Regions from separate parts of the Homo sapiens genome. Here all the other regions are linked to region 4. Evidence: chromatin loops called from intact Hi-C (ENCODE). Cell type or tissue: heart right ventricle. All regions are shown on one strand. Region 1 overlaps ADGRD1 (adhesion G protein-coupled receptor D1). Region 2 overlaps ADGRD1 (adhesion G protein-coupled receptor D1). Region 3 overlaps ADGRD1 (adhesion G protein-coupled receptor D1). Region 4 holds the start of ADGRD1 (adhesion G protein-coupled receptor D1).

Region 1 (8,000 bases), 74 kb before region 4:
ACCGCATGGGTGAGGGACTGCATTTATGTCTCAAGCTGTGTAAATGGTCATCCCAGCAACAGGTCAGAACTCACCCCATTCCAGTCATGCCCCACAGTCTCCCCGAATTCTCCTGCACCTGGGCTCAGACCTGCAAGAGGCTAAGCCAGGCCTAAAGGGATGAAGGCCACCGTCCAGTGTTTGAGCCGCACCAGGGCAGCACGCAGTACCCAAGGCTGCCCCAGACGTGAGTGGGCTCCGCTGTCAGAGCCCCCAACAAATGACATGGCGCAGGAAGGGAGGGTGGGAGGCAGGGAGCAGCTTCGACAGGACCCCCCAAGGCAGCAGAGCTTCCGGCAGTGGAGCTCAGAGTTGAGACCGCCCAGCCCCTGGCTCCCCGGGGCCCAGTGTGGTGAGTTGGGATGAGGTGTTGCCCTTCCTGCGTTCCGGGCTCCCATGTGGCCTGTTCAGAAACCCTGGTGAAAAGAGCGGCCCTCGGTGGGGGCCCTGGCTGTGGGCGAGTGCTCCTCTGGAAGGAGACTCCGACACACTGCACATTGTGACAGAGGTGGCTGTAACCAAGGCGACCCCAGAACAACAGGCTGCAGATGCGGCTCAGTGTCTCTCCTACACAATAGCTGACCTGTGCTCTGCACACCCCGGCGTATTCAAAGCGATGAGCCCTCAGCCGCGGGTTAAAGTACTGGTGTCTTCTGTTCTTTACAGTCTCAGTGTGCCACATTGAGGTGTCACGCGCCACACTCCATGGCATCCACGCTACAGATGCCAAAGGCCACGGGAAAGCGAGTTCGCCATTCTGCTGAGGTGGGCAGGCTACTATTCCCCGGGACGTGGCTGACACCCCTCACCTGCCCCGATGTGCAGCTGAAGAGACCCCTCGTCCGGCCTTGGCCTCAGGGGAGGGACGATGTCCAGCAAGCTTCTGTCTGACCCTGTGTCTGCCACATCAACTGGAGCAGAGACAACTGGATACAGAAAATCCCATTCACCAAGGTGGGTGCCCTCAGGAGGAAGGGCCTGCGCACGCTGCAACGTTGGGGATGCATTCTGAGATCTAGCTGCATTCTCGGAGATAGAGCCACTGCCCCAACAATTTCAGCGGCACAGTCTGGAAGGGCTCCCCACAGATTCTTAATTTACCCTCTGCAGCTGACAAAACACAATCCCCACCCTCCACCAGAGGGGTCCACAACCTAACCCCAGAGCCTGGGAATGTCACCTACGACGGGTCCACAACCTAACCCCAGAGCCTGGGAATGTCACCTACGACGGGTCCACAACCTAACCCCAGAGCCTGGGAATGTCACCATACGACGGGTCCACAACCTAACCCCAGAGCCTGGGAATGTCACCGTATGAAGGGTCCACAACCTAACCCCAGAGCCTGGGAATGTCACCTACGACGGGTCCACAACCTAACCCCAGAGCCTGGAAATGTCACCATAAGAGGGGTCCACATCCTAACCCCAGAGCCTGGGAATGTTACCATAAGAGGGGTCCACAACCTAACCCCAGAGCCTGGGAATGTCACTGAACGAGGGGTCCACAACCTAACCCCAGAGCCTGGGAATGTCACCGAACGAGGGGTCCACAACCTAATCCCAGAGCCTGGGAATGTCACCGAACGAGGGGTCCGCAACCTAATCCCAGAGCCTGGGAATGTCACCGTTAAGAGGGGTCCACAACCTAACCCCAGAGCCTGGGAATGTCACCGAACAAGGGGTCCACAACCTAACCCCAGAGCCTGGGAATGTCACCGAACGAGGGGTCCACAACCTAATCCCAGAGCCTGGGAATGTCACCATACGAGGGGTCCATAACCTAACCCCAGAGCCTGGGAATGTCACCTACGACGGGTCCACAACCTAACCCCAGAGCCTGGGAATGTCACCACATGAGGGGTCCACAACCTAACCCCAGAGCCTGGGAATGTCACCGAACGAGGGGTCCACAACCTAATCCCAGAGCCTGGGAATGTCACCGTACGAGAGTCCCACAACCTAACCCCAGAGCCTGGGAATGTCACTTTACATGGCAAAAGGGACCTTTCTGATGTGGGTAAATTAAACGTCTGGAGGTGGGAGGTGATCCTGGATTAGCCACATGTATCCAGTGTGATCCCAAGGATCTTGACAGAGGGAGGCAGGAGCAGAGGAGGGGGAGGCACAGAGGCTGGGGTCAGGGGAACGGATTCGCACTGCAGGTTCAAGTGTTCATCCGCACTGACTATAATAGTCAATATAAAAATAAGCCTGGTAGATTACAGCAGCAGGCAATGAGTTAACGTTGGAACTACATCGAGAGCTCTCAGAAGTCACTAACAAAACAAACACTCCACTGGAGAAATCAGGAAAGAAGGTGGTTACAACATAAAGAAAAATGCAGATGGCCAGTTCACTTAGGAAGCCTCACCAATAACCAAAGCTACGCAGCTATGAATGACAACCAGGTGTGACTTCCTGTGCATCAGAGTCTGCAATGGCGTGGGAGAGGCGGCACTGCCGAGCCCCACCCATGGCTGGATAAATGGTTACGACCTTTCTGAAGGGCAGTTTCACGACGCGCATCAAATTTTTAAATGCGTCTCACCAAAAATAGCCGAGGCCGCCTGGAATAACAAGCTGGAGGGTTTACACGAGCCGGTCTCAGGCCTTGGCATAGGACGTGGCAGTTGCAATCGTACCGGCATGCAAATGGGATGACGGACAGAGCAGAGTCCAGAAACAGCCACGTCGCCCCTCCCGTGACTGACGGCAAAGGCGGCACCACAGCACTAGGGGAGAGGTTGGTCTTCCCACACGTGGAGCTGGGTAAATTACATATCCGTCTGGGGACAGTGGTCAGTCTCAACCCCTACTGCACTGCAGACACAGAAACAAGCAGAGAAGGACCACAGGCCCAAACACGAAAGTGAAAACAACAAATGTTCCAGGTAACACAGGAAACTACTTTCATGGCCTCGGGTTAGGCAGGATTCCTCCACCAAGACATAAAAGCACTGAATACAGAAGAGCTTGATAAACCGGACTGCACTGACGTTGAAAACTGCTGTCCACCAGCAGACACCATCGAAGTCAAAAGGGAAGACCCCGTGTAAGAGATATTTGCAATACGTATATCAAACAAATGACTCATACTCAAAATACACAAAAACTCCTTAAAAAATCAGTAAGAAAGAAAAGCAAACAGCACAACAGAAAAATGAGCAGAAGTCTTGAGTAGATTTTTTTAAAAGGATATTGATATCCAATAAACATAAAAAGGTCACCAACATCATTCAAGAAAAGCAAATAAAAAACAGAATGAGACAACATTAGCCACCAGAATGGCGGACCTGGAAAAGACGGGCCACACCCAATGCTGGACACTGGGCTTCTCACGCTCTGCCAAGGGGAGAGTGAACCAGTGCCCGCTCTGGAGAAGGCACCGGGCACCAGCTGTTCATGCTGAACATGCCCCTCGACCCAGCGACGCCATCCTGGGCAGATCCCACAAAGAAGGGCACAGTCAGGTTCACCAGCAGAAACGCGCTCACTAGAACATCCGGCAGCTCTGTTCTGCTGGCGTCTGGAAAAGGCATTCCATGGTGCTGGCCGTGTGCTGCTTCTTGACCTGAGGGGTGATTTCTTGGGTATGTTCGCTTTGTAAAAACTGTCATACCATACACACATATACGTGCTTTTCTGCAGGCATGTTATACTCCAATAACACGTTTGCTTTTAAAACATGGCTGGCAGGGGGATGCAGGGTGATGAGAAGTTTGGTCTGAGTAACCCTGAACCCCTAGCTCTAATTTGTTTCTCTGTGACTCTACAATTCTACCTGCTCCCCTCAGTAAATAAACACAGATCTGGATTAAACATCCAAAATAAATTTTAAAATGAGAAAAAAATGTGTAGACATTTAACAGAGCAATTCTACCTCTGAGAATTCATCCTACAGAGATAACCCAGCAAGAACACAGAAGATTCATTACAGCATTGTGAGAATGCAAACCCGAAGCCAGACGCACACCAGCAGGATGACAAACGTAGACTATTAAGCAGCCGTGAGAATGATGATACAGTCTGAGCTACTGGCACGGAAATATAGACATGGTAAATTTAAAAACTGAAGCTGCGAAACGGCACGGATAGCAGAACCCCATTTATATAAAATTGTGTGCACACACACACACACCTAGAGAAGCCCCGAAAGAAGTCACCACAATGTTGACACTGGTCATCTCTGAGGGATGGGATTTCAAACGATGTTTGGCTATGTGTGTGTGCATGTGTGTGCGTGTGTGTGTGTTATTTAAACAGCCTGCAGAGTAGGAATATCCTGGATCTACAGTGCACCAAGGAATGACCATGGGAAGAAAATGAACCTTGCTTCATTCACAATCAACCGTTTTTCCCTCATTCACAGCAAATCCTAGAGAAATAACAGCTGTGTGCCACAATCCCTACGAGAAAGTACCTGCCTCCAAGAGAAGCCACCCGCCTGCTTTCATCTCCCTCAAATATGGTTCTGAATCTGAGAAGCACAGGAAAGTGACTGTGTGTAATAGTCCGCAACTGGAAACAGCCAAATTATGGTTACAAGGACGAGTCAGCGGTGGCCTATTCATATAATGGAATATGGAATAGTGACGAGTAGCATCCAGCCGTGAACACTGCAATATCCCCTGGGAGACTCTCACCTGGGAGTCTCCCGGGTATATTGGCGATGCCTAGAGACGTATCTAGTTGTCAAACCTGGGGAGGGGCTGCTGGCATCAAGTGGGTAGAGGCCAGGGATGCTGCTCCACACCCTCCCTGCAATGCCCAGGCCAGCCCCACAGCCACAGTGCCCCAACACCAATGCATCTCAACACAGCAGAACCAGTTCCCTTGGAAGATTAAGCCCCAGAAACACAAGCCAACTTCAAAAGGCCAAAGTCTGGATTCCACTCTATGCCTGGGAACCTCCTCTGTTCCGGGGTGACATGGACGCTGGAGCTCCACACGGTCAGAAAGCGCTCCGGAGCTCGGCTCCACGCGGTCAGGAAGTGCTCTGGAGCTCACTCCCTTCCAATGCCCTGAGAGATCGGACAGACGATTGCTGACGTCAGTGGCAAAGGGCTGACGTCAGTGGCAAAGGACTCCCGCCCCCCCGCAGACATTAAAATGAGCCCTTTGGGAGAATAAGGGATTCCATCCAGCTCAGAAGGGCAGGAGTAATGAGGCCACCCAGCCCTCTGGAGGGCACCGGGAAAGGCTGGAAGCAGGGTCTGTGCCCTGAGACACAGTCCACTGAGACACAGTCCATGGCCCAGCCACACCCGCGGCTGCCCCGTTTGTCTGTAGAGTGCAGGCTCCCCAGCAGGGGAGAAGCACAGATGACACCTCACTGACCATTCCCACTTGCCCTCTGCAGCCTGAGGGCCCAGACACACTGATGGCACTGGCGCAATTGACATGAACCGGGCACAGTGACACAGTCACGTGTCCCAGGACCTCCGTGGGCTTCCGTGGTGCAGCCCTGGGGCATGTGGAGTGCCCAGCCTCACCCCCAGGCTTTACCAGGTGCCCCCTCAGAGCCTCCAGGATGGGCCTGCAACTCTGTCCCTCACACCCTGGGGAGCTTGCACCCCATTCTGTGCCAGCAAAAGAAGGTATCTCAGGCCAGGCACAGTGGCCCACGCCTGTAATCCCAGCACTTTGGGAGACGGAGGTGGATGGATCACTTGAGGCCAGGAGTTCGAGACCAGCCTGAACAACACGGTGAAACCCTGTCACTACTAAAATTACAAAAATTAGCAGGGAGCATGCCCGTAATCCCAGCTACTCAGGAGGCTGAGGCAGGAGAATTGCTTGAACCCAGGAGGTAGAAGTTGCAGTGAGCCGAGATCGTGCCATTGCACTCCAGCCCGGATGACAGAGCAAGACTCTGTATCAAAAAAAAAAAAAAAGAAAAGAAGGCATCTCAGCCTCGGGCCTCAAGACCTCAGCCCATGTTGGGAGAAAATTCCTGCAGCCTCCATGTCACGGTTCCCTGACAACGATGTGGGGGACAAATGTGTGACTCTCTTCTGAGTTCACCTCCTCCTCACGGCCCGTGACAGAGTGCCGCCAGGGGAAATCTTCCCATCAGACAAATCACTTTAACTTAGAAGAGCAGGCCCCCGCAACATCCTCAGAAATATAAAAGCAACCTTCAAAAGAAAAACCCCAAAACCCTAGAGAACGCTTGGCTAAGACAAGCCTTAATTACCATCCTCTTTCGGTATGATAAAAATTCCTCTCCACCTCTCTTCAAGACAGGATTCCTTATTCAAACACTTTCTTTTTTTAAAAATAACTGCAGTAACCAACCATTAAAACGGGGACTGCATTTTAATCCACGCTTTCTTTTTCTCTGGTTTTCAAACTGGCACCTTTCATACTTCACAGAAGACACAAACATGGCCTTCTACAAAACTTCCATCCACGGCATCAAGCCCCACAGGGCCTGTAATTCACTGGAGCCGGGAGGTGAGAAGTGCCTGCAGAGACGGTTCCCCCAGGCCACCATGCCGTCCCTGCCCTCGGGCCACAGCCAGCAGGCCTCAGGACCAGTGAGAAAATGGCCCGGAGAGCCCTGCCCGAGCTTCTCACACAGACACGCCTGCTGCATTGCTCCCTTCCCATTGCTCCCTTCTCGTGTCTGGGAGGCCTGAATGGTGCCTCAAGGAAAAGGAGTACAGTCTTGCATCACTTAATGACAAGGACACATTGTGAAAATGCATCATTAGGCGATTTCATCGTGCTGTGAACATCACAGAGGGGACTTACACAAAGCTAGACGACGCAGTCCACCACACACCTGGCTGTATGGAGTAGCCTATTGCTCCTAGGCTACAAACTGTGCCCACTACTGTACTGAATGCTGCCAGCGGCTGTAACACAATGGGAAGGATCTGTGCATTGAAATACATCAAAACATAGATGAGGTACAGGGAAAATCTGGTCTTACAGTCTGATGGGACCACTGTGGTATACGCAATCTATCACTGACCGGAACATGACTGAAATGTTTCCAAAACACACAGGATGCTCGGTTGGGTCTGCTGCAGCACCAGCCACACTGGAAACCCTGGTGGCTTTAGGGACCACTAGAAGCCACGCTCGACCTCCCCTCTGCCAGGAAAGCCAGCACACTGAGGAGCTAGCCATCAGGCACCAGCACCAGGCTCCAGCCCTCCATGTGGGCCTCTCTGACCCTGACGTCACAGAGAACCCCAGTGACCCGGCCAGCGGGGCTGCCTGCACCTGCTTCCTGCACAACTCCCCCCAGGCCGCTCTGCCGGGGGCAGGAAAGCACTGTCCCTCAGGGGTGGCTAATTCTAGGCTTTGCCTCTCCCAAAACCATTACTCGGATCATCCAGATGCTAACCCCAGATACATCATTCATCTCTCAGATCCGTTCTGTCTTCATCTGTGGTCGACAGCTCATCAGGTTGAATCTTCAGAAATGACTTAAATCCACACACCAGGGTCAGGAGCAGAAGGCGGCTAGCTGGGGACCATTCTGAGTTGTCTATTTGCAGAGACTGGTCATTTTCTCCCTGCTGTTTGTCACTTCATTGCCCCTCAACACTGCCCGAGGGTCAACATAAGGGGAAGAAGAAGGTCCATCTGCAGGTAAATAGAAACTTTCTGGGTTTCCAGAACAGAGGCTGGACCGCCCACTGCAGGAATATGCAGGTTCACAGGGTCATTTGCTGCAACAAGTTATTTATACAAAATATGGGTAACAACTTAAATGCCCATGAGTAGGAGATGAGCTGAATAAGCCGGCGATGGTTCAGTAAACCCACACAGTGGGGCTCTGCGCAGCTGAGAAGCTGGAAGGCCTCTGCGGATGGGTTTGGAGTGACTTCCAGGATAAACTGAGTACCAAAGAGTTTCTATGGTATACCACCCTTCACAGGAGACAGAAGGGGCTATTTAAAAAGTACATGTATCTGTTCATTTGGCACAAAAGAGATACAAAAC
Region 2 (8,000 bases), 64 kb before region 4:
TCCCAGATTCTCAGGAGGCTGACGCAGGAGGATGGTTTGAGCCCGGCGATCAGGGCTGCAGTGAGCCGTGACTGCACCTCTGCACTCCAGCCTGGGCAAGAGAGAGAGACTCTGTCTCAAAAAAAGAAAAAATGGAAGATCAGGACACAGACACGCACGAGGGACGACCATGTGAGGACATAGGGAGAAGACACTGTCTGCAAGCCGAGGAGAGAGGCCTTGGGAGAAACCAAACCTACCGACACCTTGATCTTGGATTTCCAACCCCTAGAACAACAAGAAAATAAATGTCTCTCGCTTGGTAGCCCACAGGCCGACTCACACAGCCTGATGCTGCGATAAGAAAGGACCATTTCACTTCCCTGGCGTTCTTGTCAAAGACGCACAGCATCGGCCTAATCAGGAGGAAGCATCGGACAGTGACCAGGGATGCTCCACAAAGCACCGGCCGGCCGCCGCGAAGTGTCAAAGTCATGGGAGACAACGGGAAGCTAAGAACCCGTACAGACTGCAGTTGCCTAGGAGACGTGACAACTAAGCGCTCTGTGCCAGCCGAGATGAGACCCCGGGACTGAAAAAAAGCTGCAAGTGAGGAAACTGACACCATTCAAAAAACGTCTGTCGTTAATATCAGTGTCAATTTACTGGTTTCAATCATTGTACTTAAAAATACCACCATCAGGGAAGACGGATGAATGATCTGTATGTCTGTAGACATACAGGGGCATTCTGTACTATTCTTGACATTTTTTTTCTGTAACTTTAAAATCATTTCAGAATAAAAAGCTTAAAACATTGAGGTTGTAAACTGTTGACCTCCTGGCTGAATGCAACCCACACATAGGGTTTCTTTGACAACACTGGAAACAAATTTGAATTAGCTGCCAACAAGACACATCCAGGGATATAATTTAAAGCCCAAATTCTGGGCTGCTCTTCGAAAGTCACAAGCTGTGGTGACGGTGACACCCCAAGGAGGCCAAAACCCAGCCCGAAGGCACCCTGTGTCCAGGGCTGCTCCTCACACTGGCCATCCCGGGCCTGGCCCCTGAGAGCCACACCTAGAGGAGGGCCTAGTTTGAGGAGGTGCCCAGTCCTGAGGACACAGGTCCCCCGCACTGCACAAGGACAGAGCCTGAGGGCTTCTTCACGGTCCAGGGGCCTCGGATAAATGTCCAGGGTTCAGCCTTACCCAGGGCTTCATGTGAGGGCATCCACAGCTCGGGCAACTGCCTCGTTCAGACCTGGCCCATGTCCAGGTGGGCATGGCCAACATTTCAGAGCACTCAGCTTACAGACCTCCTTTTGCCAACAGTGCCTCCGTTTCCCTCCTCAGATCACCAGTGCCCCACTGCGTGTGAGCCTGGGGAACCAAACCTCTTCCCTGACCTCAGCCCTGGGGTGCTATTAGGCATGCATGAGGGGCAGAGCCCTGCCCTGGCCGGAGCTTGGGGTCCTGGCCTGGAACATCTCCCTGAAGCACCCTCTGCCCTGGCCGGAGCTCAGGGTCTTGCCCCTGGAACATCTCCCTCGAGCACCCCCTGCCCTGGATGGAGCTTGGGGTCCTGCCCCTGGAATATCTCCCTCAAGCACCCCCTGCCCTGGATGGAGCTCGGGGTCCTGCCCCTGGAATATCTCCCTCGAGCACCCCCTGCCCTGGATGGAGCTCGCGGTCCTGCCCCTGGAATATCTCCCTCGAGCACCCCCTGCCCTGGACGGAGCTCAGGGTCCTGCCCCTGGAATATCTCTCTCGAGCACCCCCTGCCCTGGACGGAGCTCGGGGTCCTTCCCTGGAACATCTCCCTCGAGCACCCCCTGCCCTGGATGGAGCTCAGGGTCCTGCCCCTGGAATATCTCTCTCGAGCACCCCCTGCCCTGGACGGAGCTCGGGGTCCTTCCCTGGAACATCTCCCTCGAGCACCCCCTGCCCTTGATGGAGCTCAGGGTCCTGCCCCTGGAATATCTCTCTCGAGCACCCCCTGCCCTGGACGGAGCTCGGGGTCCTGCCCCTGGAATATCTCCCTGGAGCACCCCCTGCCCTGGATGGAGCTCGGGGTCCTTCCCTGGAGCATCTCCCTGGAACACCCTCATTACACTCAGTCCCTTCCAGAATTTGTGGTAGCCTGAGCGATGGCCTGGCTTTGGGACTGACTGACATTCAGGTGGAGCTGAGGCCGTCTGATGAGAAAATGTTTGACAACAGCCATCAAACTGGCAGCACTGGGCTCTTTGCAATACGTATTTTTGGTGCTTATTCTAATTCTGAAATTTCCCAAGACTCTGCTTCGCTCATTCCTTGCTCCCTTCTAAGGAAAAAGCTTTCATCTTCATTGACCTGGGAAACTGACATTTCAATGTTGAATTAAAACTTCAGCTTTTGGTTGAACGCAGTGAGCAATTTTGACTGAAGAGAACACTGCAGATTCTGACCGATCGTCGTGTCGAAAACCCCTGGCGTCCCAGGGTGGTGTGTGGGTAGCATCCCTGTCCAGAGCCTCAGTGGAACTGCTGGAAAGGCCTCCTGCGTAGCCCTGGGTGAGGCACCCTGGAGACCCGCTCTGCCCAACAGCATAGCCTGAGCTGCCGAAGGTCTCAGCCCACTGGGTGCCCCTAGAGCCGGGTGGGACAGTGGCCAGAGGTCAGGGTGACCAAGGAGGAGCAGCAGGAGCCGGTCCACCAGAGGCCACTGCTGAGTCGGCCCAAGGTCAGGGTCTGAATCTGGATTATTTGATAGTTTGGGGAGCAAACAATGTTAAAAAGCAAAATCCTGCAGAGGCGTCTGTGCAGGGCTCTGAAGTGTGCACACCCGGGCACAGGCTGGGCCACCACGGCTGTTCTGAACCGGAGGCCTACGAGTCTGTGCCCCGGCCTTGCTGAGACGCTGCCTGTCATGTCCTCAGGCCCCAGCTGGGCTCCTGCCCCCACCTGCAGGACCTCACAGAACCAGAACAACCCGGGAGCCAAAAGCAAAGTCCCTCTCAAACACCTCAGTCTGTCCTGAAAGAAAATGACTGAGCGTACTGAGAAAGGGTGGTGGAAATGAAACGGCTGTGCTTTGAGAAAGAAGTTCCACGAGAATGTCAACACCTCTGCTAACAGAAACGATCCAGGGGTGCCACTAAACAGCGTTAAGCAAAATACATTGATTTGCCCTTTGTGTGTAAAAGGCAAAACCCTCCATATCAGGGAGGTGGGCTCTTTTCTATTTTATTTTGCACCGGTCATAACTGACTCAAGCTGGTTTCCTAAGAAAATAGAAGAGCGGGATTGTTTAACATACGGGTCCTCGTGGCCTGAAGTCAGTGAATGATGGGGCAGCACGAGGGAAGCGCTGCGTGAGGCGGCCGACCCGAGGTGGAGCTTCCCTCCTGTCTCACTGGTGGACCCTCTCGGTGGGAAACCGCGGGGATGAACCGATCTCTAAGACTAAGGTTCACCAGGCACCACAGGGGGCGTCCTCCACAGCAGGGGCAAGGCGGGATTTAACCAAAACCCGAGCCGATGCCCCTCATCCCGGCGTGAAGGGTCAGACATGCAGACACCTGGGAGAATGCGGGCCTCAGCCCTGCAATCTAACCACGTGGCTGTGATTCAGTTTACTGCCACCCTGCCTTCCTGGGAGCTGGAGGAGTGGGAGAGGAGGGGGCTGCCTGGGCGGGAGAGCGGATAGGCGTGAGGCCCCTGGGTGAGGCACCCTGGAGACCCGCTCTGTGCACGAGAGGGAGAAGCCATACCAGACAAAACAAATCACTTTCCACTTTCCAAATTCCAGAGCTCCTACCTGCCGGCCCTGCAAGGATGGGATGTGGGTGTGTGTGTCGGTGTGTGTGGTGTACTGAGGCTGGGTATGTGCACATATGTGCCTATATGGGTGCTGGATGCAGGTACATGCACTGGGTGTGTACTGAGTGTGTGTCTGTGCTGGGTGTGTGTGCACTGGTTGTGTGTGTCTGTGCTGGCTGTGTGTATACTAAGTGTGTGTGCCTGTGCTGGGTGTGTGTGCACTGAGTGTGTGTGGACTGGGTGTGTGCACACTGGGTGTGTCTGTGTTGGGTGTGTGTGTACTGAGTGTGTGAGCACTGGGTATGTGTGCACTGGGTGTGTCTGTGCTGGGTATGTGTACTGGGTGTGTGAGCACTGGGTGTGTGTGCACTGGGTGTTTGTGTCTGTGTTGGTGTATCTGTGTTGGGTGTGTCTGTGCTGGGTGTGTGTGCACTAGGTGTTTGTGTGCTGGGTGTGTCTGTGCTGGGAGTGTGTGGACTGAGTGTGTGTGGACTGAGTGTGTGGAGTGAGTGTGTGTGCACTGGGTGTGTGTGTCTGTGCTGGGTGGGTGTAGATGGGGTGTGTGTGGACTGATTGTGTGTGGACTGGGTGTGTGTGTGTCTGTGCTGGGTGTATGTGGACTGGGTGTGTGGGGACTGGGTATGGACTGTGTGTGGACTGAGTGTATGTGGACTGGGTGTGTGTGGACTGTGTGCACTGGGTGTGTGTGGACTGGGTGTGTGTGGACTGTGTGCACTGGGTGTGTGTGGACTGGGTGTGTGTGGACTGTGTGCACTGGGTGTGTGTGGACTGGGTGTGTGTGGACTGAGTGTATGTGGACTGGGTGTGTGTGGACTGTGTGCATGTGCATGTGCATGTGTGTGTATGCGTGTGCATGTATGCTGTGTAACCTCACTGGCTGTGTGGCTCTCCTGCAGCCCTGGCACTCAAGCTGTGCTCTCATCTCCTGCCTCCCCTCTCTGCCCGTGCCCTCCCCTCTCCACTTGCCCCCGCCTCACCTTCTGGGATGATCCCTGACTCCTGCTCTTCAAAGTCCCTCAGGCCCTGTGGTCGGCTGTGCTTCACAGTGCCCACCTCACTCACAAGGACAACTTCAACCTCAGAGCACACAGAGGTTCCAGAGTCCTTCAGAACAAGCCTCCTGCCTTTACAGACTTTTTTTTTTTTTGAGGCAGAGTCTCACTCTATCGCCCAGGCTGGAACGCACTGGCCCGATCTCTGCTCACTGCAACCTCTGCCTCCCGGGTTCAAGTGATTCTCCTGCCTCAGTCTCCCAAGTAGCTGGGATTACAGGCTCGGGCCACCATGCCCGGCTGATTTTTGTATTTTTAGTAGAGACGGGAATTCACCATGTTGGTCACGCTGGTCTCAAACTCCTGACCTCAGGTGATCCGCCCACCTTGGCCTCCCGAAGTGCTGGGATTACAGGCTGAGCCACTGCGCCCAGCTACAGACTCTTGACTACAGGCTTGACACGCCGCGGGGCAGCACTGCCCTACCCTCAAGCCCAGAAGCTCCAAGTGTCTCTGCTGCATGTCGCAGCCACATTTCCAAACATAGGCTGAGCCTGTGGAGTGCACCCTCACTGACATCACGGCAGAGGGGACAGCCTGTGCAGGGGACCAGGATTCTCTCCACACAAAGAGAAGACACAAATGTCAACTGCACAACTGCAAGACAGGGCACTGACTCCGGCACAGCACTCACTCAGCAAGCGTCTCCTGAGCCTCCACGCAGTGCCAAGGCCACTGCGGGCAGGGGGGAAGGGCAGTGGGCTCCATGCTGGATCTGGCAGCCTCTGAGAAGCTGCAGGCCATTTAAGGGATTACTGATTAGCATAAATGATTATAGCATACAGAGCTGAGACTCTGTGCTAATACAGCGCAAAGACCGCGTGGAGGGAGGTTCCCTTCTGTGCAGGCCGCAGAGGGCTTGGAGGAGAGAAGGCTCCTCCTGAGATGGGTGAACTCAGACAGCAGATGGGTGAGACAGGCCCACCAGGCACAGGGAACGACACCAGCAATGACAGCAGCTGTCTGCTGGGCTTGGAAGGAGAGCCAGAGGTGCATGGAAAGCCGGGCGGGAAAGACCTGCTAGACATCTGCCGACAGGCCCAGAGTGTAAATTCTCCTGCAGGGAACCTTGAGTCCCAGAAGGTCTTTGAATAGGTAAGTAGCACCACCTGATCTGTGTGTTTGACAATAAGTCTGTAAACTGTGGGGAGAATGGAGCAGACAGAACACGCGGAGGCTGCTGGTCCAGGTGAGAAGTCACTGGGAAGGAGAGGGACACCGGGAGGGGCGGAGGAAGCAAGGCAGGGGACACACTGAAAACAGGCTCACGGCTGGTCACATGCAGAGAGGAAGGGCAAGGAGGCTGAGGTGACCAGTCTCATCTCCAATCCCCTCTCCATCTCCATTCCCATCTCCATCTCCAACTCCATCTCCATCTCCAACTCCAGTCCCCTCTCCATCTCCATCTCCATTCCCATCTCCATCTCCATCTCCAACTCCAGTCCCCTCTCCATCTCCATTTCCATCTCTATCTCCATCATCTCCAGTCCCCTCTCCATCTCCATTTCCATCTCTATCTCCAACATCTCCAGTCCCCTCTCCATCTCCATCTCTATATCCAGTCCCGTCTCCATCTCCATCTCCATTCCCATGTCCATCTCAATCTCCAATTCCAGTCCCCTCTGCATCTCCATTCCCATCTCCATCCGCACCTCCATCTCCAGTCCCCTCTCCATCTCCATCTTCCACTCCAGTCCCATCTCCGTCTCCAGTACCATCTCTTGACTGCCCCAGCTCACCCAGCAGCACAAGTGTGTGGGCCCCTCCCAGGTGGGGCAGAAACACAGTCACCCTGGAAAGAACAGAAGCACCCACCCAGGTATGCGCACAGAGTCGGCCTTGGCCATAGAGCAGAGTGAAACAGAATGAAATAGAAAATCCTGCCAGGAAATGCCTTTAGTGTTAATTCTGACCAATAACACAGTGAGTTCTTGAATAAACACTTTGAAAAATCTCACTCTTTCAGTGTCACATCAAACACCATACCTCCTGACATGAACCTGGCGTGGGGAACAGCGCACGCGTTTTTTAAAGAACGGCAGCATTATACTCTGGTTTCTCCTCAGATTGTATACATCTTTTGCCTTTTACTAAAGAATGGCAGTGCATCGGTATCCCCAATGTCTCTGTCAGTCCTACTCACTGGCAAAAACAAACGACATGTGGAGAGGAGAGCGGTTATGAAGCATCAGGACCAAGAGCTTATCACGCAATGCCTGAAGCGTAAAAATGGTTTTGCCTGAGCTCTGAAGCATGTTTCTCTCTAACAGAACACAGTGCTGCATCTTGCTGATGGCTAATAACACACATGGTAACTGGGATGGCCAAGGTACCCCCCTCCTCCAGTAAGGACACTTGTTATAAATGAGGAAGATCCGTGATCGCTCCACACGTCTAGGAGAGCCACCTCGACGCCTCTTCCCCAACATCGACACCGCGTGGCCAGCCCAGGCACTATGCGAGGGGCCTCCCACTGCAGCTCAGAAACAAAGGCCCAAGAGAAGGAGCTCCAGGGAGAGGAAGATTCCAGTTCGGGCCGGCACCAAGGCTGTTGGAGATTCTTTATGCAAGCACACAGACAACCCAGCATTCCTCAGTGTGAAACCAGATCAAAGGCGGCGACAAGGGTGAAGGCACCGCCACTCACCAATCTGTGCTTGAGGTGGACCGTAATGAGTGGAGAGCCCGACAGGTTCTGAGACAGGGTGGGTGGTGGGGACACCTCCAGGGAAATCAGGTGGCTGGTGGCGAACAGCAGGCAGTCCTGGTGATGCATGGCCTCCGCGATCCTTGGGAAGAGACGGAAATCATTACAAAATGGGAAACGCAGGGGAGCAGCACACAGCTAGAACCTAGGCTGGGAGCCAGCGTTCCACCCAAAACTATTGAGACGGAAATCTTCTTTGGATGAAGCTTTGATTTCTTTCATTCAGCTCCCGCTGCTCTCCTTCAAGATGTGAAGCTGGTACCTGCAGGCGAGTTCAACTATTCTGTGTTTTAACTCTGTCCCTTGAATTCTTATCTTCAATACCTGCTCTCGTTAAGGTGTGACGCCAGGACCAAGAGGTGAGACAGAGCCCTCGACCTCAAAGAGTTTATAAGAAAAGTAAGATGGCCCAGGAAGCATGGATGAGCAGAAATGCT
Region 3 (8,000 bases), 55 kb before region 4:
CCCGCACGCGACTCCAAGGCCCTAAGACGTGTGGTGTGTTCGCTTCAGCCAGGAGCCTGGTTCTCACTCTCTGTGCCCAGTGCCCCGATGCTCGTGGCCTTTTCTGCAGAGCTCCATGAACTCAACACGTGTGCAATTCCACCAAACGCGCTGGAAAAACCACGTTGCTAGCAACACTTAGGGCTGTGCCATTAGCCAGAACAGAAAGTCGCAGCTGTGGGCTTCAGGCCCTAAACACGCAGCATGATTTGTCCCTTGACTTTCCCTCCGTGGACATTTCCTGATGGTGCAACCGGTGGTCATCATCTCCCTCCCAGAACAGAAATTCCCCTGGGGCCCGGATGCTTTCCCGTTTGGTTCACTGCTCTCCCCAGCTCCCGGAACCACGCCTGACACAGTGGGTGCTCAGCACACACGTGAGTGAGTGAGCGAGTGGATGAATCTACTCACAGGCAAGCGGCGATGACTTAGATCCATTTCTTAGGAAAAACATAAGGAAAACATTAAGTGAGAACCTTCTATGAACACAAATGATATGAGAGCAAATCTGGAGTGGTTTCCTGGATTCCGCTCCGGGAACACGTGGCCTCCACCAGGCCCAGTTTGGTAATCAGTGCGACGCCAGATGTCGGCCAAGTCAAGATGAGAATGGGGCCAGACGCCTCCTTAGGAGCATTTTCCTCCAGTAAAGGTGGGGACAGAGGTGAGGTGGGGAAGGGTGGGGCAGGGGTGAGGTGGGGCAGGGTGGGGAAGGGGTGAGGTGGGGCAGGGTGGGGAAGGGGTGAGGTGGGGCAGGGTGGGGCAGGGGTGAGGTGGGGCAGGGTGGGGCAGAGGCTGTGCTGGCTCTTCCTCTGCCCCTTATACCCTGCCTCCACCCGCCCCGTCCTGTGCCCATCAGCCAGGCTCTGGGCTCTCTCCCTTCATGTGCTCAGCAAAAGGGAAGCCCCAGAAGGTCAGAGGGCATCGGAGCAGATAGTGGGGCCAGGATTCTTTTCCCTCAGCCTACCAGGGCACAGTCGCTGCCCCGGGGGCCCCTCCATCTCTGCCCGGGGAAAGCCATCTCTTCCAGGGCCTGCCTGGCTGGCCCTGGGGAAAGCAGCGTGCCCCCATTCTTGTTCCTGGCCCGTGACTGTGCTGTCCCCCAGAGCTCTCCACTCCTGATTGCACCTTTGCAAATCCGCCTTCCTTCAATGTGCCCCAAGTTACTACCTGGCCCCACGGAGCCCCACCGATGGTCAGGCTCTGCGTCCTTCACCCCACGCAGCACATCTGAGCCAAAGCCACGCTGCTGCTCCGCCTTCCGTTACACAAAGAGGGGACTTAAAGTTACATGAGGCTTCAGAGGAGTGCTGAAATCTATGAGGAGACACAGAGACTTCCCAGCCTGTGCAGAAGACCGGCTCAGGAACTCAATCCAAAGAAGTCAGACCAAGTGGAGTAAGAAAAAGGGCTGTTATTCGGTTATTTGGAGAATTATCAAGTCCTCACAGTTACCATGTCACATTGGGGAGTGAACAAACATCGCAAATGAAAATATTCCCTGGTAAAGGAACTCCTTGATAACTGGCTCCTGCTGACACATGCCTGTGTGCTCAAGGAATCCCCTCACCCATCCGTCACACACTGCTTGTCACCTTCCCTCAGCGCGAGAATTCAACGCCACCCTGGGAACACAGTGTGAAGGAAACTCCAAATCTTGCCAACAAGGTGGCACATGGCAGCATCTCTGAGTGTGATCTTGGGTGATGGTGAATTCTTGAAGGAGACTGAGCCCCTGACTGACGCAAACAGCAGAAGGAGACAGCATCGAGGGTAACAGGCGACTTCCTCAGCACCGATGCTGCCCAGGTGACGTTGTTCTCTGTTTCGAGCAGCACTGCAGCCAGGGCCTTTCAGAAAGGACGGCAACAGCCACAATTCCTGCCCATGCCAGGAGCCCCCGCAGCTTTGCACTGTTAAAAGTCAAACCAGCAGGAAATCTGCCAGAAAACAGTACAACGCATAGGCTTCACCTACACTCTCAGCTCTTATCATTTGCCATGTTCACTTTATCTGGCAGTGGTCACGCTCACACTTGACACACACATACCACACATGTACACACACACACGCACATGTATGCACATACAACACACAAATGCACACACGCGCATTTGCATGCCCACAGCACACACAAAACACACATGCACATATGTGCACACATAACGCACATACACCACACAAGCACATACATGCACCTGTGTGCACACACACAACACACAAATACACGCACACATGCACATTTCCTTTCTGCTGAAGCACTAGCGGTGTGTTGCAGGCATCACAGCATACTCCATCTCTACCACGTGTCTCCTAAAAATGGAGACTGCCTCCTATATAACCATCAAACAATGATCACACTCAGAAATTTAACGAGGACCCTACAAGATGCTCTAATGCACAGTCCAGAGTCAACTGCACACACCCCCCACCATCACACACGTCCTCCAGAACTCCACTTCTCTCAACCCAGGAATGTGCATTAGCTCAGGCACGAACCTCTTTAGTCTCCCCCAATCCGGAACTGCCCAACTTCTTCTCCCTTGCAATCGAAACCACAGCAGCACACAACATCGCTTAGTTCAGGTGTGTCTGACTGCTTCCTCGTGAGGGGCGTGAGGCCATGCATCTGACAGGAGTATGCCACAGGAGGCATGGACGTCTCCCATGACGTGACAGCAAGAGACACGGGCCCACAACGTGTCCCACGTTGATAATGTTGAGTGTGGCCACCTGGCTGCAGGCGTGCGGCAGACATCCCCATCACCAGGCACCCTCCGACCTGGTACAGCTAGGACTCTGCAGGTCGGTGAGGTCCCCCGCCCCGCAACCCTGCTCCCGCTGGTGTGCACATCCACTGATAGCTTCTGCCTGGGTCAGTTACTGCACTGAGGGCTGCAGAACCGTGACCTACTGGTTCCATCGGTGCTCCGTGTCACTCTATAGTGACTAAGGACACACGCTGAGCCGGGTCCACCTCCCCACTCATCTTTCTCGAGCACCCGTGAGTCCCTCACAGCCTGGGGAGAGGCCCTTCCCTCTGTGGGCTGTGGCTTCCATCTTCACAGGAGGACTGGGAGCAGGCCAGTCTCAGCCCCGTCCACCTGGAGGAACCGGCTGTCCCGGTGCTGGCTGAGCCTAGCACGAGCACCCGTAAAAGCTGAACAGTCTCCATCATTGCGGGGCCAGGCAGCGAGTGAGACTCAAAGGATCCTAGGGGTACAAGCAGCCGGGCAAGAAGCAGCTAAGCCCCCACCGGGCCGTGGGTGGTCAGATATCATCCCCTCCGTCATCACAGGAGCCCTGGAATGGTCTGCCTGGGGCTGGCTGTGGAGACAAAAGTTCCTTCCGGCCCAGGCCCCACCCTTTGTGCACTGAGACTCACGTACTGACTTAGACCCTCACCCTCATCCCTGGAGAAGAAATTAAAGGACACTACGGCACCAAAGCATCCTTTCATCCTCACAACACACTGCGGATGTATGAGGATGACAGCACACAATACAAAGACAAAGACGGAGGGAAGTCCCCTGCAGGCTGGCAGGAACCCGGCATATGTGCGCACATAAACGTGCTGCCCGCACGGCAGCTGCACTAACCTGCTTCTCATCGTGCCCAGGATTTGATAATTACCTCAAAGGCAAAATGGCACAAATGCCCAATCAGCTTACAAAATCACAAAAGCAGGCACTTGTATGTCATGTTTAAGAAAACCAAGCCCTACTTACACCATTAACTCATTCAGTCCTCCTGGCAATCCTCAGAAATCAGTGCTATTATTACTCCTGTTTTAAGAGGAGAACACAGGCCTCCAGGCTCAAGTCACTTGCCCAGGGTCACACAGATAAGGAGGGCACCTGTGAACCAAACTCTTTGTCCCCTCCACTTCCGTCCACCTCTTCTGCTACAGGTACAAGGTACACAGGTACAATGTAACAAGTACAGAGACTTTACTGGATGAGCTGTTTGCATGATTTTTTTCCAGGTGAATTTTGATGACAAGGCATCTTTGCACTAAGTGCTGAAGAGAGCTTCACCTGAGCTGAAGATCCAACTTCACTGCAAATGAAAAACATGTTCCATCGCTGCACAGCCAGTTCTGCTTTGGCTTCAGCACGTAAATGTGCTGCTCATGGAACATGTTGTGGGGCTGGTGTCAATGCTGACGAACCAGGGATGACTTGGCTGTCCAATTTCCAGGCCCTCGGTTTGCAGGGGGACGTCAGAGTTAGCTGCATTGTTCTGGGACACAGTGGCCTGCATCCTGGGGCTCCAGTGTCCTGTCTGCAGACACCTGGGTCCGTGAGGACAGCAGAGGGAGAGTGAAGGCTGAGGCCCTGGGGACAGGCGAGACAGACTGTCTTCCATCTGCAAGGCTGTGGGCTCCCCAGAGCAGGCCCCGCCGGCCTCTCCTCTGCCCATCCCTGCCAGCGCTGATCTAATAGAGGGTCTGGCAAAGATCTGCAAACTGCAGCTCTTGGGCTGGCCGCCTGGTTTTGTAAATAAAGCTGTATTGGAAGGCAGCCACTCCCCCATTTCCCCACGTAGTGTCTCTGGCTGCCTTCACCCTGTGAGGGCAGAGTTCTGGAAAGCCAAGCCGATTTACAAGCTGGCCCTTCATGAAAGAGCTGGCTGACACCTGGCTGGAGTCAGATTCTGGTGGTCACAGTGAATTGCCCCTGAAATGTGTGCACCCTGCATCTGGAAGCAATCCTCCCGCCTTTGTGACGTTGTGGGCCGTGGCACGGATGCCGCTTTCCCACGCAGGTTCTCACTGTGGCCGCACAAGACACAGCGACACCTCACAAATGCACGTCTCATATATTTCACAGCAAGGCCAGCTTCCTGGTGGAAACTTCAGCAGGAGGGGCCAAGGAAGGGTCACCTTTTCATTCACTATCTTGGAAAGATCTCCCCAAATAACTGAGATGGCATCTTTTTGAGGAAAATAGATTGCATTTTTCTTTGACCATTTTCCTGAAGAATTTTGGAAATCACACATAAAGAGTGGCAGGCCCCCCACTTTCTTTCATTAGGAGGAAATCGGTAAGCATGCAGGCTTTCCCCAAGAAATCTGACGCAGAAGACGGTGTTTCCTCCAGATCACAAAATTTAGGACTACATTCCTCAGGAAAGAGGCATCCCCTCCCCTCCCTCCTCATTTCCCTCATCCTCCCCAGCCTCGCCGCCCCCCTCATGGTCCCCACCCTCCTTGCTCTCCTTCTGGGTTCTCAGGACCCAAACCCACATGAGGCGATGCTGCAGGAGCCAGCTCTGCTCCTATGGAGGGGCCTGTCTGGAGGACAGCAGAGGCAGGGGGCAGACAGAGCAGGTCTAGACGGCGTCCTCGGGGTCCCCGGGTCCAGCCATGACTGAGGCCCACCTGCTCCTCCCTTTTCAGTCCCCTGAGCCCTCAGTTTCCTGGCCTTCCACTTAAGCTGATGTGAAATGGCTTTGCCCATCTGTGTGTTTGCCCATGACTGACACAGACAGGTCTGTTGTCTTCCATTACACAGCAGTGGAAACTGAGGCTCAGAGAGGTTAAGTCCCTTGCCCAAGGTCACACAGTTCTGTCCAGGCGGGTGGGTAGGGTCTTCTGGCCCGTGCTCCTGACCTCCACTCCACCAGCCTGGCCCCAGCCTTGCAGTTCCCAAGTGGCCTTCAAAACGCTTCACGTTTCCTTGCCCGAGCAGTGAAGCGCCCGGTACTCGTGTCCAGAGTTCTCAGTGTTGTGCGTGTGGGGCGGGCATCCCTGTGGCCAGCCACCCAGCAAACCCACGCACACCCACGCCCCTGAGCTGAGCACCCCCGAGACTCACTTGGTGTGGGCGGGCCAGATGTTGTTCAGGTAGTAGTGCATGCTGTGGTACAGCAGACCCACGACGGTGCTCCAGGCTGCAGAGAGAGCAGAGGGGCAGGCGCTGTCAGCGCTCCAGGCCACAGGCAGGAAAAACACAAAGCCCCACGCCCCGCCATGCATGGTGCTGCCCCTCACTCCTAAGAACCCTCTGGGGAGAAGGAAGTGAAGGACACTCGGGCAGAATTTGCAAGGACAAAGACTCTGCAGCAACTCAGCAGCGTGACGGTGGATCCCTGCTCCATCCCCTGAGCCAGCTCCAGACATGTGGAGGCTGAAACCCCCCAGGGAGGGCCAGGCTCACCCAGGGCATCACACGGTCTCAGAGCCCCTGCAGGGAGAGCCAGGCTCACCCAGGGCATCACACAGTCTCAGAGCCCCTGCAGGGAGACAGCTCCTGCAAGTCAACAGGGGGCAGTGCCAGCCTCCAGCCTTGCCCCACGAGTGCATCCCGTCTGCCCTCCACACGCAGAGGATTTAGGGCAACACTGAGTGAGGCAGAATGCAGGTTTTCAAGGGGGCAGCAGCCACTGGGAAGTCTGTATGCCTTCACCTGGTCACACCTCTATTATAACCAGCCATGAAGCAGGGTCACATGTGCTTTTGCTATTTCACTCCATGGCTCGGCCACGGCTCTGCCAGGATTGGAAATCAGGGCACTCCCAGCAGATCATGCGGCCAGGAGATGCTGGTAGATGTCGGCACCATCCCTGGGCCCTCCCTGCTGATGCTGGAGGAAGGTGGCATCGTCCCTGGGCCCTTCCCTTGGCTTCTGGGGTAGGGACATCCCTGCCTCTGCCCTAGGAGCAGGGCACACCTGACATCATGCTAGTTGAGGACAGGGCAGAGAACCAGTCGGGGCACCTTTCCCACAGACAATCAAGATGGTGGTGGGTGCAGAGACAGGCTCCCCACTGCAGAGAGAGATGTCTGATGAGGGCTGTCCTGGTCCCCATCCCTAAGGCAGAACCCTGGGAAGGGGGCGTGGCCTCTGGCCAGGGTGGCAGGGGCAAAAATCTGAGGCTCTCCCCTGCTTGCCCGAGGTCCCCAGGGAGGGAAGGAGAGGAAGGAGATGTCTGCAGAGTCATATTCGCTTTTCCAGGAACCAGAGAGGGTGACGGTCATTGTAGCAAAAAATAGCCAGGGCCATCTGGGCTCCCAACAGGGCTCCCTGGTCAGAGGCAGGGGGTCCCCTGAGCCTCTCATTTTTTATTATGTGACTCGACTGAGGCCTGCACAGGAGTGGAACCCCAGGTTCCTGAACAGATGAACCCCTCACCTGGCCCACAGCTACCTGAGCAGGAAGGGGAGGTGGCCCCATCTTTTTATCTTCGGCTGACCAGGTGTGTGCCGATTTAGGAGGATGTAGGTAGGATGACTTCCCAGTGGGCCGGATTCCCCAGGCGAGCAGGTTGAGATGCTCCCAGACCCCACCCCAAATTCCAGTTCAGTGGCCTGGAGTGGGCACAGCATTAGCATCACTAAGGAACCTCTCAAGCGTGTCCATGAGGGTGGCCTGAGGACACGCTTTGAGAACGGCTGCCCACAGTCCCTCTCCTGCAGGACAGGACAGGCAGTCCGGGGGAGCACCGCAGGCGGCCCGGGGGAGCACCGCAGCTCCCTGGCGCGGTGGGCACCCAGCAAAGCTTGGGGACTCTTCAGAAAGACTTGAGGGAGCCGCCCCGGAAGGGAGTCCAGCGCAGCCACACTCACCGTGCCTGTGGAAGGCCTCGTGGGGGATCTGGATGAAGCTCTGCCCGTGGGCCGGGAAGCGGTAATGGGAGGAATTCACGGTCTTGGGCAGGATTTTGGCCACGGAAAACTCTGCGGTGGAAGGAGCGAGAGAGCGGAAGTCCCGTCAGAGCTCACAGGCTGCAGGAAATCAGACTGCAAAACCCCGTCTGCTTTTCTTTTTTGACAGGACAAGCTCCCCACGGGAAGTATAATTACCTTTAGAAAGCATGGCCTCAAAAAAAAAAAAAAAAAGGGTAAAGCAATGAAGAGCCCAGGCAGTGACTGCCACGGGGAGGCTCAGCATTCCGGCCCACGGGCGCGCGGCTCCTCACCTGGGGCGCCCTCCGCCCCAGCACAGCCCCCAGCTCTC
Region 4 (8,000 bases):
GTGTGTAGAGATGTGCGAGCATGTGCAGATGTGTGTAGACACGTGGACTTTTGTGAATGTGTGTACGTGTATGCATGTGTGTAGAAATGTATGGATGTGTGTGGATGCATGTGGATGTGTGTAGTCTGTGACTGTGTGGTCATGTGTGTAGACACGTGGATATGTGTGGACATGTGTGAACATGTGTAAATACATGTATGTTGATGCACGTAGACATGTGTTGGCACATGTGGGTGTGGGTGTGTGCATGGATGTGTATATATGTGCATGTGTGTCTACACATGTGAATTGTGTGGACACATGTGTGGATGCATGTGGACACATGTTGATGCATGCAGGTGTGTGCATATGTGTGGATGCTTTTGCATGTGTATGCATGTGTGTCAACATGTCTGATGTGTATGGATGTGAGTGGTGTGTGGACATGTGATGTGTGTTGGCACATGTGGCCATATGTTGACACATGTAGACATCTGGTGTGTGTGTGTATGCATATGTGTCACCATGTGTGGATGTGTGTGATTTGTGTTGGTGCATGTGGGCATATGTTGACACATGTAGACATGTAGCATGGGGGGGCATGTGGACACATGTGCATGTGTGAGAATGCGTGTGGGCTCTGTATCATAAGCAGAAGTCCGGGGAGAACCCGCACAGCTTTTCTCCAACACTGAGCAGCAGTGAGGGCCATGCTGGGGCCTCGGGGGCCACCTGCCTGCTGCAGGAGCCGGGTGCACAGCTCTGCCTGACCGCCCTGCAGTTCGAGGGGCTACCCCTCTCCTCCTCTCAGTCCTCTCCCCTACTGGAGCCCAGCCCAAGCCATGAGGCCTGCATTCACGAGAAGCAAGGTGTCCAAGGTGGACACGTCCTCTCTTTAACGCAGCGCTGGGCATGTTTATTCGTTCCCAAGCCACAGGAGCCCTTGTTTCATTCAGCGATTTGGCTGAGGAGAGGGGAATGTGTGGAAACTCACAGCTTCCACACCTTTTTAAAAGGAGCTCCCTATGCATGTGGACGAAACAGAAGTGGCAGCGTCCCCACCCCCGAGTTGGTGAATGGAGGTGGTGGCGAGGCGACGATGCCTGGAACATCCTGGCATGGGGCTGCCGGGCAGCCGGAAAGGAGACAGAGGCTGAGGGCACAGCCCCTGGCCCTAGACCCCAGCAGGCTCCTGGTGCTCCATCCAGGAAAGGGGCTCTCCCTGGAGGCCTGGGTATCGCCCTGGGATCTGCCCACAGTGCTGGCCTGAGTCCATTTGTGGTTGATCATTAAAGGCTGGTTCCCAGCCAGGCCCAGTGGCTCACATCTGTAATCCCAACACTTTGGGAGGCCGAGGTGGTTGGATCACCCGAGGTCAGGAGATCGAGACCAGCCTGGCCAACATGGCAAAACCTTGTGTCTACTAAAAATACAAAAATTAGCCAGGCGTGGTGGCATGGGCCTGTAATCCCAGCTGCTTGGAAGGCTGAGGCACAAGAATCGCTTGAACCCGGGAGGCAGAGGTAGCAGAGAGCCGAGACTGAGATCTCACCACTCAACTCCAGCCTGGGTGACAGAGTGAGACTTTGTCTCAAAAAATAAAAACAAAAATAATTTTTTTAAAAAGGCTGATTTCCCATCAGAGACAGGCAGGGCCATACAATAGCGCTCGGGGGGGTGCCCAGCCAAGCTCTGGTGGGGCGGGGGCAGAGGCTGTGCTCACAACAGGCTTCCCAGCAGGGGTTCAGGCACTAGCAGGGTCTCCTCCCCACCTCCTGCAACTTCCAGCAGGGAGCAACAGCCCAGTGACTGCCTGCTGCTCCCAGAAAGCCTCGTCTTCCCATCCCTGCCCCTGGCTGACCAGAACGTGTGCCCACACTCTTAACAGCGAAGGGTGTGTGCCTCCCTGTCTTCCCGAGAGAAGCCCCGTCCTGATGCTTCCTGGTTGGGTGTCACAATGGCCAATGGAATGTGGCTCTGGGGCTGGAGCAAGGGTGGCCCTCTATCCCGAGTCCCACTCATCGGCTGCTCCAGGCTAAGCTGGTCAGCACTCTGAGGCTGGAGGTCCCGAGACCCTGCTATGGGCCAGAGCTCCAACTCCCCACCAGTGAATCTGCCCTGAAGACATGAGATGGGTGTGGTGGCTCACATCTGTAATCCCAGCACTCTGGGAGGCCAAGGCGGGCGGATCACCTGAAATCAGGAGTTCGAGACCAGCCTGGCCAACATAGTGAAACCCTGTCTCTACTAAAAATACAAAAAAAAAAAAAGCTGGGTGTAGTGGTGCACACCTGTGATCCCAGCTACTCAGGTGGCTGAGGCAGGAGAATTGCTTGAACCCGGGAGGCAGAGGTTGCGGCCACTGCACTCCAGCCTGGGCAACAGAGCAAGACTCCATCTCAAAAAGAAAAAAAGGAAGAAAGGAAGAAAGAGAGAAAGAGAGAAAGAAAGAGGCAGAAGGCATTCAAATGAAGATCATATTTCCTTAATCACAATGTTTCATATGACCCAGCTCAAGGGGCCCAGAACCACTTCTCCATCCACCGCTCAGCCGGTGAGGGGTAGCAGAGCTGCCCAGGGTCACAGTGTGTGGTGAGGCAGTGAGGTCGGGGACCAGGAGCCCAACAAGGGCCATTCGCTGATGCCTCAGAGATGAACAAGTGGGCTGTTCCTGAGATACCTGCACTAGGCAGGGGGAGAGCGGTGCTCAGAGTGAGAAGGAAACACTCTTACCTGGATGGTCCTGCGATCTGGAGTAGACGCCACGCACCTGCGCACAAAAGACCACAGTGTGAGACACACTCAGGGAAAGCCTCCGGAGAAACCAAGCCTGTCGCCATCCTGGCCACTTGGGGACATTACCTGAAAGTTGTAATAAAATAGCAGCAGCCAGGAGTACCAGCAGCACAGCCGCAGCAGCTTTTCCATGGCTCTCTCGGAGGTCAAAGCTCGGAGCCAAGTGAAATTCCTGAGGGTCTGTGAGAACGGGACCTCTTAACCTTCACTTCCTTGGAAAAGGGACATTTTCACAGGTTCCAGGGGAGAAAATTTCTGTCTCCTTAAAGTTTGTGAAACACAGCTGTCTTGGAGACCTAATGGGTGTTTCTTCCTCGTCTCAAAACTTGAGATTCTTCAGTGATCAATAAACACGTTGCGATGACCAGAGCAGCTGTGGAATGCAGGGAGGAGAAACCCAAACCCGACTCGCAGTCCTGGGAAAGCAATCCCAGGTCACCACTGTGACCGCGACCTGCGCCCGGGGACGGGAGGCTGTTTGTCCTGCGGTATTTTCTTTTTATTTCAAGAGCCTCCGTTTGTCTCAGTCAGGTTTGGAGCTTCCCTTTTCTCTGAAGAAGGTTTTGTGCGTGGTTTTCCCCTGGAGCGCCCGCCTGCTCCTCGGGCTTGTCCTGCGGCCGCTCTCGAGCTCCTTCTGGTCTGGCTCAAGTTCACACCTCCGTCCTGCTCTCTGGGTGGAGGGGGAGTGAGTGATGTAAGTCTCTCTCCTCAAACTTTGTTCTGTTCTCCTTTTCTATTTATATCCCCACTGCTGTGTCCTTCCTGGGTCCTAACTCCAGCCTCTTAACAACAGCTGAAATATTTCCAGGATCTCAGGCTCAGAATCAAACCAAACAGACATGGTGTGTGGTGTGTGTGCGTGTGCGTGTGTGTGTTACTGATGCCTTCTGGTCAGCACCTTCAAAGTCGGCATAAATATTAATAAATACAAAATGCAAAACAAACCATAAACTCTGTTTAGATCTGAGTCTTGTTTGCCCCCAAAAGAGAATGAAGTTGACAGAGGGATGGAAAAGAGAAAGCAGCACACCCACTGTGCCCTCCATATTAAGCGCTGACCACATTTTTCTCTCTAATCCTTTCGGACGTCAGTGAAAGCTACGGAATTAATTACAAGGTACGCTGCGCAATTACACCATCCCACATATACCCCCACCCCAGCACCAGGAGGATGTTCTCAATGGGATAGAAAAGAGTCAGCCCCTTCGCCAGACATGCCTCAGTTTACCCAAGACCAAAGTTTATCCGATCTACTCCAAATACACGTGGACACACAGAGACACACACCCTAGAATTGCAGTCACAGCTATATTTGCTATGTGATTTAAGTAATATTTACCGCTTCATACTTTCTCCAACATTCACCAGCTGTGCTCCTAGGCAAATTACTTGATCTCTCTTAGTTTTCGAATTCCTCATCCACAAAATGGGGGTTAATAGTTCCTCCTCCTCAGGGCTGTAACAATAAATTAGAGGACAGATCCAAGGCTCTTCAGGCAGTACTTGGAAAATATGTGGCACTCAGTAAATGCTGCTATTTTCTATTAAGAAAAATTATCACTCAGTAAATGTTAGCTATGATTATTATTAGCAAGTATAACATAACACCCAGTAAATGTTAGCTGATACAGTTATCTCAATTGTCCTGACTTTAAATGGGAATTAAGAATCCTGAATCCAACATACTTCCTAAAGAGGATAAGAAAATGACTTCCAATCTCTGTGGGACAGAAAAAAAGAAAGTGCTGTCAAAACGTTAGGTGATTATTTTTAACTTGTGCCTGCAGCCTACAACCGCTCAGATCCTCTGATAGCCTGAGCCTCTCTGTGGAGCTGGAGAAGGGTTCCAGAGAGTTCCATCTCCTAGCAATGGAGAAACTGTGAACTCCAAAGGCCGGGGGCTGTCTGTAATAACGACCTTTATCCTGTTGCTCAGGCTGGTCGGCTTCAGGGAAAACTAATTTACAACCTTTATCTCTGCCATTTCATCAGCTCTCCAGTCCCCCACTGCCTCTCGCTGGAAGAGGTGAAGGGAGGGACAGGCAGCTGCAGGTTTTTCTCAGCTCCAGTTTTAACCTGGAAGAATTCAACAGATTGCTGAATATGCGGACCTTTCCCATCTCCATGACCGAACAAAGCCAGCATGGTTTCTTTTCATCATAAAATTGTCATCAGATAATGGGAGACACCCCGATTCAATGACTGTAATAAAAACTAGATAGCAAAGCAATTCAGCAGAGCTTGCCCTGCAGGCATCTGCACTCATCCTCAGACTCACTCTGACTCTCCATCCCGGACTACAGTCTCGTGCCTCATGCTATTTGCCTGCGTCCTGTCTCAGGCCTTGTTCAGAGGCCCAGATGAAGAGCCCGCCTCCATGTAAAGCAGCGTGTCCTGAAGCCTGGAGATTTGAGACAGGGCCTTGAGTGGTCCATGGGCCTGGAACCAAGCAACTCTGATGTCTCTGAGCATCTCATTCCATCACCCAAACGTCGGGGTGTTCGGCACCCAAACATCACCTTGACAGCAGGTCTCCCTCCCCCTAAAGCCCTCCCCTGCTGTATTTTCTCGATCCCACTAACCACGATCCAATGTACTTCATATCTTAGACGTTTATTTCATTTATTGTCAGTCTCTCCCCACCGAGGCGTAGGCCCCATGAGAGCAGAGACCTTCTTTCTGCCTGTTCGCTCTGCACCCCAGCCCCGAGAACAGGGCTTGGTACTTGGTGAGCACTCAGCGTTTGTCACCAAACCCAGCCTGGCTCTGCCCTCCCGCAGCAAAGCCAAACATGGACGTCGGGATTGCAGTGAGAGGAAGTGAGGCATTTAGAGCAGGGCACCAGGCGAGCAGAACCTGGCAGCTCACACTTCAGACCTGAACTCCCCGATGGCTGATGGGGGAGGGTTTTTCAAGGTGGAGAGGCAGAGGTTACAGGCTAAGTCCCACATGAATAATACCTGGAGGCTGCACATTGGTTTGACCTAAAAAGCTAGGACATCTTGAACTGGGGGCCCACAGGTCATATAGGTAGTAGATTCAGAGGTTTTCTGATTTGTGATTGGTTAAGAAGGCAAGGCTTTGTCAAAAAATTTGAGATCAGCAAAAAAGAATGTTAGCTCTGGCCTGTGGGCATGACCTCCTCCAGGCCCCTCAGGAAGAAATTTAGAACAAAGAACAGTGGTGGGCCCGGAGGGGTGGATCCCAACACTTTGGGAGGCTGAGGCAGGTGGATCACCTGAGGTCAGGGGTTCGAGACCAGCCTGGCCAACATGGCGAAACCCCGTCTCTACTAAAAATACAAAAATTAGCCGGGTGTGGTGGTGCATACCTGTACTCAGGAGGATACTTGGGAGGCTGAGGCAAGAGAATCGCTTGAACCCAGGAGGCGGAGGTTGCAGTGAGCTGAGATTGAGCCACTGCACTCCAGCCTGGGCAACAGAGTGAGACTCTGTCTCAAAAAACAAAGAACAAAGAACGGTGGTGGAGTTCAGCTCTCCGCTCCCCCATATCAGAGGTCTGTAAGTCAACAGATCCATTTGGTGGGGGTCCAGGTTCTGAAAAACAACTCCGGGTCGTTTGTTACGATGTTGTCTTTAGTTTCTACAGGGAAGCAATGAATTCCTGACTCTAACTCTCTTGACTATTGTTTCTCGCCACTATTAACTTCTTGCTTCCCAAGTTGCTCATGTATTTCTCAGGGCTAGCTAGGTGGCTGGAATTCCCCTTCAAGGAACCCAAGATTTTATTGTATTTATTTATTTATTTTGAGATGGAGTCTCATTCTGTTGCCCAGGCTAGAGGGCAGTGGCACGATCTCAGCCCACCACAACCTCACTGAGCTCCCAGGTTCAAGCAATTCTCCTGCCTCAGCCTCCTGAGTAGCCAGGATTACAGGCACCCGCCACCACACCCGGCTAATTTTTTTGTATTTTTAGTAGAGGCGGAGTTTCACCATGTTGGCCAGGCTGGTCTCGAACTCCTGACCTCGTGATCCGCCCACCTCAGCCTCCCAAAGTGCTGGGATTACAGGTGTGAGCCACCGCGCCCGGCCCGATTTTCTTTTTTCTATGCTTGGGTGGGGAGTGCCCGGCAGGCAGCCTCACATTCAACATTCAAGTCATAGTTTTGGGCCACATGCATGTGTACTTTACTTAAAGAATGAAAAACATTGTTACGCTTTGGTAAAATATTTCAGACTTTACTGGGAGGATGCTAATTAAACATTAAAAATGAGACCTTACATTGTGATTAGGCTCCACTCAAAATTTTACAAGGACATAAAGTGTGACGCCAGCTACCAATGGGAACGTAACTGGATTATTTGCAAAGCTGATGCCCTGCGCACAACAGAGCATGTTTCCTGGTGCTGAGCAGCTCAGATGTCCCAGGAGGACAGATCGGGCCTGAACAAAGAATTCTGTGGAGTGGCCCAAATGCTGAGGGAGAGCTGGACAAGCTGTGAGCACAGGAGTTCCTGATGCCTGATTCACACCAATCCAAGGTGCGCCTCCCTCCAGCTCAGACCCTCCCATACGCCGGCATATTTGTGAGAGGCAGCAAGAGTTGTGTGTCCATCACGTTTACTCCTGTGTAGATAAGCAAGGCGGAGCAGCAGTTCGTAAGCAGTGTGCTAGGAGGGGTGTGCAGCACACAACGTACATGGAAATGAACGGTGTTAGAAGCCTGGGGGCGAATTCACTGTGAAAGTCACACGAAGGAGTTCAAGAATTCTTTCTCTGAGTGGTTAAGGGATGGGACATTCTGGAAAGAAGCTATGGAATGGGCTAAAGCTCCGATGCAGCATGCCATGGACCATGGGCGTGTGTTGTTTCTACCAGCCCAGCCTCCCCTCCGGCTCCTGTCGGCTTTCCTTTTGAAGGACGTTTCTTCCACCGACCCGTGAGCTCAGACGGGACTGTCAGAAGCTGCAGGTGTTGCGGGGGAGTTGTGACCCAGTGGGAACACTTGCAGCTCCTCCATACCACAGGCACTGTGAATGGCCCAAAGGTGTACATGTGACCCACTCAGAACCAATCAGTGTCTTCCCCGGGATCAATAGATTGACCATGGGAGAGAAAAGACTCCCTCCGCCACTGCAGTTGCTAATCCAGAATGGTCTTCAATCAAGGCTGGTGATGCCCATTTTTCCCACAACAAAGAAAAGAATTACACAGAGCTGAAGATAACAAGCAAACATAGAGACTCTAGCCGCCTAGCCTTGG

Evidence for each region. A loop is a pair of places that touch in the nucleus more often than their neighbours do. Peaks named below come from ENCODE experiments on the same cell type or tissue, not always from the same donor. Only the 100,000 strongest peaks of a DNase experiment are listed, where the experiment ranks them.
Region 1: it touches region 4 in a loop (2.8-fold over the local background); 4 of 110 quality-filtered maps call a loop at or near these places.
Region 2: it touches region 4 in a loop (2.5-fold over the local background); 15 of 110 quality-filtered maps call a loop at or near these places.
Region 3: it touches region 4 in a loop (2.9-fold over the local background); 15 of 110 quality-filtered maps call a loop at or near these places.

Annotation. Positions count from the first base shown.
Region 1 is chr12:131,023,481-131,031,480 of GRCh38, reverse strand. The region is part of intron 13 of ADGRD1 (adhesion G protein-coupled receptor D1); the gene reads right to left. Among named protein-coding and RNA genes, the nearest start is that of ADGRD1-AS1, 34 kb to the right of the region's middle. RefSeq lists an enhancer at 2,646-3,147. In heart right ventricle, no CTCF peak of the experiment used is centred here; no DNase peak of the experiment used is centred here; H3K27ac peaks cover 566 bases.
Region 2 is chr12:131,013,844-131,021,843 of GRCh38, reverse strand. It overlaps ADGRD1 (adhesion G protein-coupled receptor D1), which reads right to left. Exons shown (of 25, transcript NM_198827.5): 13 at 7,504-7,645. Among named protein-coding and RNA genes, the nearest start is that of ADGRD1-AS1, 24 kb to the right of the region's middle. In heart right ventricle, no CTCF peak of the experiment used is centred here; no DNase peak of the experiment used is centred here.
Region 3 is chr12:131,003,906-131,011,905 of GRCh38, reverse strand. ADGRD1 (adhesion G protein-coupled receptor D1) reads right to left here. Exons shown (of 25, transcript NM_198827.5): 11 at 7,610-7,720; 12 at 5,859-5,934. Among named protein-coding and RNA genes, the nearest start is that of ADGRD1-AS1, 14 kb to the right of the region's middle. RefSeq lists an enhancer at 235-1,434. In heart right ventricle, no CTCF peak of the experiment used is centred here; DNase peaks (open chromatin) are centred at 395, 455, 1,254 and 4,415; H3K27ac peaks cover 2,144 bases.
Region 4 is chr12:130,949,373-130,957,372 of GRCh38, reverse strand. It overlaps ADGRD1 (adhesion G protein-coupled receptor D1), which reads right to left and starts at 3,466. Exons shown (of 25, transcript NM_198827.5): 1 at 2,842-3,466; 2 at 2,713-2,749. The coding sequence starts at 2,907. In heart right ventricle, no CTCF peak of the experiment used is centred here; DNase peaks (open chromatin) are centred at 384, 812, 1,977 and 3,432; H3K4me3 peaks cover 3,514 bases; H3K27ac peaks cover 3,967 bases.